Regions from separate parts of the Homo sapiens genome. Here region 2 is linked to region 1. A link is a contact called in ENCODE Hi-C or POLR2A ChIA-PET data. All regions are on one chromosome and are shown on one strand. Each heading gives the region's core, a stretch centred on a gene start or an enhancer-like site at or near the end of the contact. The rest is flanking DNA. Distances are from core to core; before and after follow the strand shown. Region 1 overlaps QTMAN (queuosine-tRNA mannosyltransferase). Region 2 overlaps ZEB2 (zinc finger E-box binding homeobox 2).

The links. A loop is a pair of places that touch in the nucleus more often than their neighbours do. ChIA-PET counts read pairs that join two places held with the same protein, here RNA polymerase II (POLR2A). Pooled maps may share reads with other maps.
Region 2: a pooled map shows a loop between it and region 1 (2.9-fold over the local background). The contact joins two enhancer-like sites. A Hi-C loop is called at or near these places in 1 of 37 single-sample maps with no recorded cell type and 2 of 50 pooled maps. POLR2A ChIA-PET finds 5 or more read pairs at or near these places in 4 of 52 experiments (GM12878, OCI-LY7, WTC11 and 1 more).

Annotation. Positions count from the first base shown.
Region 1 is chr2:144,264,378-144,269,299 of GRCh38, forward strand. All of the region lies in intron 1 of QTMAN (queuosine-tRNA mannosyltransferase), which reads right to left. Among named protein-coding and RNA genes, the nearest start is that of QTMAN, 66 kb to the right of the region's middle. RefSeq lists an enhancer at 3,502-4,284. Within about 2 kb of position 2,979, at least 2 of the 41 ENCODE cell types and tissues checked have a DNase peak (open chromatin) inside an H3K27ac peak, as active enhancers do.
Region 2 is chr2:144,428,823-144,433,744 of GRCh38, forward strand. ZEB2 (zinc finger E-box binding homeobox 2) reads right to left here. Exons shown (of 10, transcript NM_014795.4): 3 at 947-1,204. Among named protein-coding and RNA genes, the nearest start is that of ZEB2-AS1, 88 kb to the right of the region's middle. RefSeq lists an enhancer at 1,710-3,423. Within about 2 kb of position 2,034, at least 16 of the 41 ENCODE cell types and tissues checked have a DNase peak (open chromatin) inside an H3K27ac peak, as active enhancers do.

The DNA.
Region 1 (4,922 bases), core at 1,729-4,228:
CTTTCTAGCCTATTTCCCACATCCCACCACCACCAAATCTCATATTTTCAGGGGGCTATTTATCATGCCCTGATTTTGGTCCCAAGTAACTGAAAATAAGGAAATGTGACTTAAAATTAAAACCACATGGATCAAAACAGAGATACGAAAATTCCCCTGCTTCCTTAGCTCTTGAGACTTCCCTGTAACTTGACAGAATATTTAAACATATCTAAAAGGAGAATGCACCCATCCAGAAGCTATGGGAAATACGGGTGAGGCTAGTCAGGAACGAAATCCAAGAAGTCACCTAGGCAAATGCTGACAAGGTCAAGCTAAGCTACCATGAGAGGGAAAGTGGTGGCTGACTTGACTCCAATAACGGTTTCCTTGGCAAAGATATTCCTATAGTGGGTAAGACTGCCTCAAGCTAACTCAGGTGAGAGATACTTCTTAAAACAAATATCCTTCCTGGATCTCTTTCCATGCTCCAAATGTGGTCTTCCAGTAATGTGACTTCCCATGTATCTTGCCAGGAGAGAAGGAGCGCAATGGTCAGAAATGCTGGGTAAACTTGACAGCTGTATTTCTCAATCAATTGACCTCCATATTAATAACTTGGCTTCCCAAGAATCCTGTCTACAGGAAGACAGGGAGGCAGTGTACTGATTTGTCAAGATAAGCAATCCAATCTACTTGACAGTTGTATTTCTCATTGGAAATTAATAAACTGACACACTGACAAACATATATAAATATATAGATATCCATGTATCAGTTTCCAAGATCTTGGTTAATGCAAGCCCACTCCTAAGACAGACCCACTCCCAGTGGGCTCAGCAAATCAGGTGTCTGAAAGTATAAGGTCAAAGACCAGACCTTGAACTGGGATGATTCAACCAAGGGAAGTCCAGTCACTTGAGGCCTGTTGGCAGCAATACACCACTTTGCATGGCCTTGCAACAAATGCCTTTAACATTCACATTACAAAATATGGGAAACATATCTGTAACTTCATTCCTGTATTCATACAATATTTCCTCTTTCAAGAATACCCTCGGTCAGGCGCGGTGGCTCACACCTGTAATCCCAGCACTTTGGGAGGCTGAGGGGGGCAGATCACGAGGTCAGGAGATTGAGACCATCCTCGCTAATACGGTGAAACTCTGTCTCTAATAAAAATACAAAAAATTAGCCGGGGGTGGTGGCACGCACCTGTAATTCCAGCTACTCGGGAGGCTGAGCAAGAGAATCCCTTGAACCCGGGAGGCGGAGGTTGCAGTGAGCCGAGATCACACCATTGCACTCCAGCCTGGCAACAGGGCGAGACTCCGTCTCAACAAAAAAATAAAAATAAAAAAATAAGAATGCCCTCCTCCCACCCCTTCTCTAACTGAGGACCTCCTCCTCTTCCTTTAAGGTTACAGCTCAAATGTCCATTCTTACTCACATCTTCCTCAGTTACTCAGGTAAAATTAATCACATCCCTAGCAACCTAGGCACACCACCCTCTGCCAGCACTCTCAAATCAGAGTGGAGAATCCAGTTTGACTCCTTCCATCAACTGCTCACCTCTCCAACAAGGCCCACACATTCATCTATATTCACAGCTCCTACCATGGCACCCTGTATGCTCTAAGTGCTCACTAAGAGTTGAGAAGTAGAAGGTAAAGAGCTGGAATACGTAAAGAATTTGAGGTGAAATAATTCTATAAAGGGAGAAAATAACCAGCTAAGAAAGTGAGAAAGTAGGACTAGATGAGGTCATTGTGAGAAGAGAACAAGGTCAAGAGCAGAGTTCACTGTGGAGGGTTACTGGAGAAAATGATGGAAAGGAAACTTATGAACAAATTACTGAAGATACTAGAAGGTTAATAAAGGGGTGTAAATAGGATTAAGTAGCAAAATGAAGAAATAGTAAGTTCTTAGAAAGAGGGGTAACATCCAGAATTTGAAAAATGGCAAAAAGTGGTTGTAAAAAAGAATCAGAGCTTGGGAGCCAGGGTGGAAATCACTACCCCACAGCCCCATCACACTTAATGACTAGCAAGTTATTTAACTTCTGTAAGCCTCAATTTCCTTATCCATAAAATTTTCTTTACCTATAGATACAACAATATCTACTTTGCATGGTAGTTTTGAAGATTAGATGATATCTAGATCAGTGACTGAGACATTGTACCAATCGATAGTAGCTGCTACTGTGATTGGTTTTACAAACATTAATCTAGCAATGTAAGTAAAGTGAATTAAAGGAGGACTGGAAGTTGAAACATCTCTTAAGAGGAAACTGCAACAGTCACTTGCTTTGGGCACAGGTATAATCTTAAATTCACTTTACCTTGGCCTTAGTAATGGCTTTACCCTTAACCAGCAATGATAACTCAGGCAAGTCACTACTACTTTCGGTACATATGTCCCCATCTGCAGACTTATTTAATAAACTCTGACCTTCCTACTTCACAAATTTGTTGTATGGGTTATTTTAAATCAAGAAAAAAATACATTTGTAAGTGTTTCACAAACTATAAAGTACTTTGGGGAAAAGAAAGAAATGAAGAACATGGGGCAATTTTAGGAAACATTTTCAGGAAAGGCTCAAGGACATTAGAGGTATTGGAAGGTAAGGGACACAGCATAAAGGACACCACACTAAAAATGTCAAGGTATTAAGAGAATGCTTCTTTAAAAGAAATGCAGATATTTAGAGGAAAAAAAAATAATCTGAAGGAGATGATTTGGGATCTATTCTAAGATGAAAGTGCAGGACTAGAGTTTAGGTGATAGGCAATGATGTGAAATAGAACTCTGAGAATCACCGGCAATACCCATCAGAGTGTGAGAATTATGATTTATCTGTGATACAAATGCTAAACAAGAAGAACTAAAGTTATTATAAGATTCAAAATGGAATAAGTAAACGCCTAGCAAAGGAAAAGTACAAACCCACCCTAACACCTCAGAGACAGGTATTACAGGAAGAAGAGTAGGCAGCAGAGACTTCAAAGGAAAGTGCTCATGTAGCTGAAAAGCCAAGGTCATGTGACATTAGCATGTCAAGGAGATTGAGAACTGAGAAAAATAACCCTCTACATTTGGCTAGATGTGGTCACCAGTGACCTTCACGAGTGCAGTTCCAGTACAGAGGTGGGACAAAAGCCAGATTGCAAGGAGTTAATCATAATTCTATGATCCTAACACAAAAAAGCAGTTGCCAGTAAACTGAAGGTGAAATTCACAGATAAGAGAAAAGCACATTTAATAATTGAAAGGGGACAAACTTTATCTCAAGAAAGCTTCTTAGGATTTTTAACACTTCCACAGGAGAAATAGGACTTAGGTTTTTAAAAATCTCCTGAAAGTTATATTTAAGTAGTAAAACAGATGAAAATTTTCCTGCAACTGAAAGACAAAAAGAGAGAGAGGTGAGTTAGCCCTAATAGCGATCTAAACTTTTGATTACAATTCATTCACATGCTCTAAATAGGTATTTCAATACATTATACTTAATAACAACTGTAGTGCTATGGACTGAGTGTTTCTGTCTCCCAAAATTCCTATGTTAAAGCCTTATCCCCAGTGTGATGGTATTTGAAGGTGGGGCCAATGGGAGGTGATACAGTTTGAATATTAGTTCCCTCTAAACATCATGTTGAAATTTGATTTCCAATATTGGTAGTATTGGAGGTGTTGCAGGTGGGGCCTGATGGGAGGAGTTTGGATCAGGAAATCAGATCCCTCATGAATGGCTTGGGGGTGGCCATTCTCATGGTAATGAGTGAGTTCTCATTCTATAAATTCCCCACAAGAACTGATTGTTACAAACAGCCTAATGGTTTCCTCCCTTCTCTCTTCCTCCCTCTAATGCCTGCTCCCTTTCTTCTGCCATGAATGGTAGTTCCCTGAAGCCCTCACCAGAAGCAGATGCTGGTGCCATGTTTCTTGTACAGCCTGCAGAACCGTGGGCCAAATAAACCTCATTTCTTTCTAAATTACCCAGGCTCAGGTATTCCCTTATAGCAATGCACAATAGACTAAGGCAGGAGTATTTAAGATTTGAGGGAGGAGCCCTCATGAATGGGGCTAGTGCCCTTATAAAAGATGCCAAAGAATTTCCTTCCTCTCTGCTCTCTATGTGGCAATACAATGAGAAGGTGGCCATCTGCTAACCAGGAAGCAAGCCCTCACCAGACAAAGGATCTGCTAGCACTTTGATCTTGGATTTCCCAGTCTCCAGAACTGTAAGAAATAAATATCTGTTGTTTAAACCACCCAGTTGAGGATGTATTTGTTATAACAGCCTAAACTGACCAAAAAATACAGGCAAACCAAGGTATCCTTTGTGTGAATAAATTACATATTACTAAAAAGAGCAGTTAAATAACATTGCTATGTTATAATTATTAAGTAAACATTCCTTTCTAATGGCCCCAAATTTCCATTTTTTTTTGTTTTTTGACTCTCGCTCTGTCACCCAGGCTGGAGTGCAATGGCACGATCTCGGCTCACTGCAACCTCCACCTCCCAGGTTCAAGCGATCCTTCTGCCCCAGCCTCCCGAGTAGCTGGGATTACAGGCACCTGCCATCATGCCCACCTAATTTTTGTATTTTTGTAGAGATGAGGTTTCATCATGTTGGCCAGGGTGGTCCCGATCTCCTGACCTCAGGTGATCTGCCCGCCTCAGCCTCCCCAAGTGCTGGGATCACAGGCAGGAGCCACTGCACTCGGCCCCCAAGTTTCCATTTCTTAAAGCCTATATAAATCTACGTAAGATGTTACAAATGTCTTTTTGAGATTCCATTCATAATATACGCTAACTGATATTTGATTTAAATAAGTATTCACCGTTACTTTTAATTCATTTAAAAGTAAAATATAATCCCAAAAAATCATTTTTAAATAATAATAATTCTAAAAACCATAATGGGAGAAGCTGAGTAA
Region 2 (4,922 bases), core at 784-3,283, 160 kb after region 1:
AAAATGCTTTTGTTGCTTATGTTGTCAAAGAAAAAACAAGGTGGGGTAAACAATGATAACTCTCAGTGGGTCCTGGGAATAGAGATGAAGGTGACATGAGGTCTGAATTAGAGAGGTCATTTAAACAAATTTTCCAGGCCACTTTACCATGTAAAGATGAGCAGAGAAAGTTCACAGGAATAAGATTTCTTGTATTTTGTTAAACATTTCATACCTTAGCGATTCTCCGTCATAAGTGAATTTTAGACCAAGACATTTCCCGTTTGCACAGTGTTGTCGGAAGTTTTAGTTTGAATATAATTTACCTTAGTTTTATTATAGTTGGCCTGGGACCATTTTTACTTCCCTTGAGAGTCCCACCAAACAGCAGGAATCATTATCAAGTACTTAGCTGATAAATAATAAGAAAGCTACCTGACCAGGTAAAAGTGTGAAATCACATTCACACTTAACAAAAGGGAATCATTAAACGATTGAATTCCAATAGGAGGTGTCAGACAGACACTGAAGCTACATTAAACTGACAGTTATTTGGTTTGAAATGCTACATAATTTCCACACAAAATATTTTTATATACATATATATGTTGTGAGTTTTTACATTTGCTTCCATTTCCTATCATGAAAGTATAGATCTTGATCATGTTACATAATTTGCACATTGTAAATGTGGTGCAAATACCTCATGTTATGTGTTGAAAGTGTGGTTCATGTTTGACTTGCATCAAAACTGAAATATAATCCCTTCCTAAGATGTAACTGCCGCAATGTGATAACATTACTATCACTTCATAATCTGTCACCAGCTTTGGTATCTCTATTCTGCAAGGGCTCAATGGAAAGAAATATTTTAATTATTTGGTTGTGGGCGATCTGCTAGGTGGAACAGATTAGTTGAAGATGTGAAGATGGTACAGGAAGAGGCCAAGTGATTTTAGACACTTACCTGGACCATCTACAGAGGCTTGTAGAATCTCGTTGTTGTGCCAGGGGTGTTCCACTCCACCCTCCCTTATTTCATCTTCCTCTTCCTCTCTTGGCAACAGAGCTTGGCTCACGTGTGGGGAGGACTCATGGTTGGGCACACTAGCTGGACTCGTCTCCTGGTCCAGAGGGTTGGCAATACCGTCATCCTCAGCAATATGAAGCTTGTCTTCCTCATCTGTTTCAGAACCTGTGTCCACTACATTGTCATAGTTCACCACTGCAGAAGAAGCACAAAACACACTCTCTAAACACTCTGTTGAGAAACATCAGCCACCCCTAATTGTTTAGTTAAATGGAAAATAATTAATATTTTCATAACTGAATTACTCAACCATGTCAGGAAAATATAATTAATATCCTTCAGGTTTTAGCATTTTTATTCTTTTTCAATTATAGCTGGGTGCTCTTTCTGATTTTAAACAATTTTTTCCTAAAAATGATGGGAAATTCTAAAAAGCAACAGAAACATAGACACACAAACTATGCCTATACTGCATATGTAAAGAGACGTATTGCAATATGTACTTTCGATACTCCACAAAAACTTATAAAATAGATCTACAATAGACAATTTTATTAGCTTAGAGACATGAAGTATTTACTATATAATGTTGTACTATAAATACGAGATGACTTCACTATATTAACTGTGGTTTTTTCCCTAGAAACAGTAGACACACACACACACGTCCATCTATTTACCCAAATACACAAACACATACACAAACCTGCTCCATCTGAATTTTCACTCTTTCTTCTATGTCAACCGTCATGTGCTAAGGCCATTTATATCCTAATCTTTTAAGCAGAAAATGAGGAAAAGCCATATCTTCTGGGCCATTAATACTACTATTGAGATGTCTTCATAGTGTCATAATTACAGAAGATTTCAAAGTGACACAGGCAAGACCAACACAAATGTTAAAATAACTCACAAGAACCGGCGGGCTGCTTTTGCAGCCCTCAGTCCCAGCAATGCTCAGTAGCTTTTCTTAAAATAGACAGCCTGTAAATAAGGTCTGTGAACTCAATTGAAGGTGGCTGTTTCTGAATTAGTCAGCCCTCACAGGCTCTCGGCCTACATGCTAGTACATAAATTGTCCACTTTACCACCAGACAAGAAAGATTAGAGTAATAAACACGGGGCATTAGCTCAGCTAGAGAAACACACCAGCCGTTACGCACACACAGGATTGCCAAGAACTGTTAACCCAACTCTCCAGAAACACACACAAAAAAACAAGTTAGAACCATGACATCATGGGAACAAGAGGGAGAGAGAAAGGGGGAAAAAAGGCTGTGGAAAAAAAAAGCGCAAACAATTTTCAGGTTCATTTTGATTTCTCTGCGCCTAATAAAGCAATCCTCCGCTAAGTTATCAACTGAGCTATCTCAAGTGGCTCTTGCCAGCTATCGGATTATACAAAAGTGGCAGAAAAGGAGGAAAAAAATGAAAAGGATTGTGTGTCAGGTTCATAATGCTTTTGGAGAATTCTGGAAACATGTCTAGTTACAAATTTTAGTCAGTCATATCTGTTTGCTTTGACAGGTTCCCAGGGAGTAAAAAAGGAACAAAAAGAGAGAGATTTTTTTTTTTTGTCATGTGAAGCTGGGGACAAAAAGATTACACCGTGCATATCTGCTCATAATATGATCTTTGTATAATCCGCGGGTCTGCACTTGCCTTCCGAACAACTGCACAACAGGTGCAAATTAAAATGAAAACGGCAGCGGAGCCGGGCAAACAGAATCTGCTGACCTGGTTTGAATACCAATTGACGGGGGAAACAAAACCTTTTCAAGAGGTGTGACCACAAGGGCTTAGGCAAGTTCAGGCTGGGTAATGCCCTCAGATCTACAAAAAGAGAGATATTCTAACATCTCTGCTCTAGCTGTGTGGTCCAGATATACCTTAGTACAATCAATAATGTGCTTCTTTTTTTTTTTCCTGGTGACTGAGATTTAACTATTTCTTAGCAACAAGCAGAAGATTCTTTACAAATTTTCAGAATGCTGGGGGTAGGGGGGAGTGGGAATGGGGGGGCTACAACAAAAGCTCCTAAGGCCTGGGAAGCTTTCAACCCACCTCCTAAAAACTGATCTCTGGGCACAGGAGGAATAAAGAAAGGTCCAGAAGGAGTGAATAAAATTATCTAAGGCTGGACAGGCATTAAAAGGCCTTTATCCTGGAAAAAAAAAAAAAAAAACCCATGCCTTTTAAGGTCTTTTTCTGCATGGACCACAATATCCCGTGTGACACGTGAGTGTTCCTGCAGCAATACAATTGAAATATTTTCTTGTGGAAAAAAAAGAGAGATAAATGATTTATGAACAGCCCTTGAGGAGTCCCAAATATCAGAACAATCTAAACAAGCAATGAAGTCATGTCTCACCATATAGGGTCAGGAGTACAGCATCCATCACCTTCACAGGACAACAATACTTCACAACCTTTAGGGTTTGTGCTCACAAATAGTAGTAAATACTTTTAAACTAAATAAATAACTGCTGTCAAATTCACTTACAGAGGCAGTATGCCATCTTTTCTAGCGCTGTGTTAACTAGGATATGCATTTCCATATGCCATTATGCTGGTGTGCCACTCTCCCAACCCCTTTTTAAATCCAGGTACAACAATTCATAACATAGTTTTTATATCTGAATTCAAATGAGACAATCTCATTCTGCTCTTTCTGGTTGACCATCTGACAATCAAAATTAAATGCACTGAGATGGACTTTGCACTTCCTGATCCCTACCCCATGCCCCGACTTCTAAATCCCAGGATTTTCCTTTAAAATGTTCCCTCACGTCTAGTCAGTGGATTTGCCTAGTACAAGTACTGTGGAAATTTTCACCATAAAATATTCTTACTCTAGAATGGCCAATACTTGATGGGTTTAGCCGCACTTACATTATGAAATAAAAATAAGCTCATTTTCCCATTTGGACCTGTTTTGATGTTTGCCCACCATCATCACCACTGGCAGAAGAGATCTTAATAATGTAGCTTTGTCTCTGCAAAGAAGAGATTCAATTTTGTATAATAACCAACGTATACTGGTTTTAAATGAGGTTCATTGGGCAGAATATATTAGGCCAGTGTCTGTTTTTGAACTTATGATATATATCTTTTTATTCAGCATTTAAAAGCCTGGAAGTTCCCATATAACGTAGCAAAGTTCTATTCAGTCCTTACAGGTCAAATAAGCCACCCTTTGCATGAGTCTCAGCAAAATTTTAGACATGTATTGGAGCTACATGGCTGGCACAAAAACAGACAGTTACTTCAAAACCACAAAGAAGTGGGAGCCCAAAGAATTCCTTTCTGCAATTCAATAAACAAGAGGAAAGATGTACTGTTTGCTGGCTCAAAATAGACACTAATTTTACATCTGTCTCTGAGGCATAGCAAAAAGCCAACTAAAGAGCAGTAATAAATGTCCAAAAACAGCATCAGTATCCAAAACTCTCACAGTAGTCTTCAGAGGAATTAATTACAATTCTGTGTAACAGTTGCATTGGCAAAATGCACCTATAATTATATACAGGTACTGTACTGTATTACAGGGAAATTTGCCATGTGATACTATGTTTACATGATAATTGATGGATAAGATAAAACTATTTGCATATGAAGGGCATAAGAATTACTGGCATGGCTCACCATTTTATGTGGAATCATATTAAAGTTTCATTTTCTCTAAAACTGTATGTATAATATGGGGTTACCAAAGGGCATAAAGCTGATACTTAAATTTGCTTTATAGCAAATGGGCCTGGAAAGATATATCTGCATATGCATTACTAAAAGCCTATATTTAAAAGGCTTTATAGTTTATCTATAATAAGCATTATTTTCACTTCACCAGATTACATTATATTAAATCCTCTCTACTCTTCCTTCCAAGTAAACAATACTCTAAATTATATCA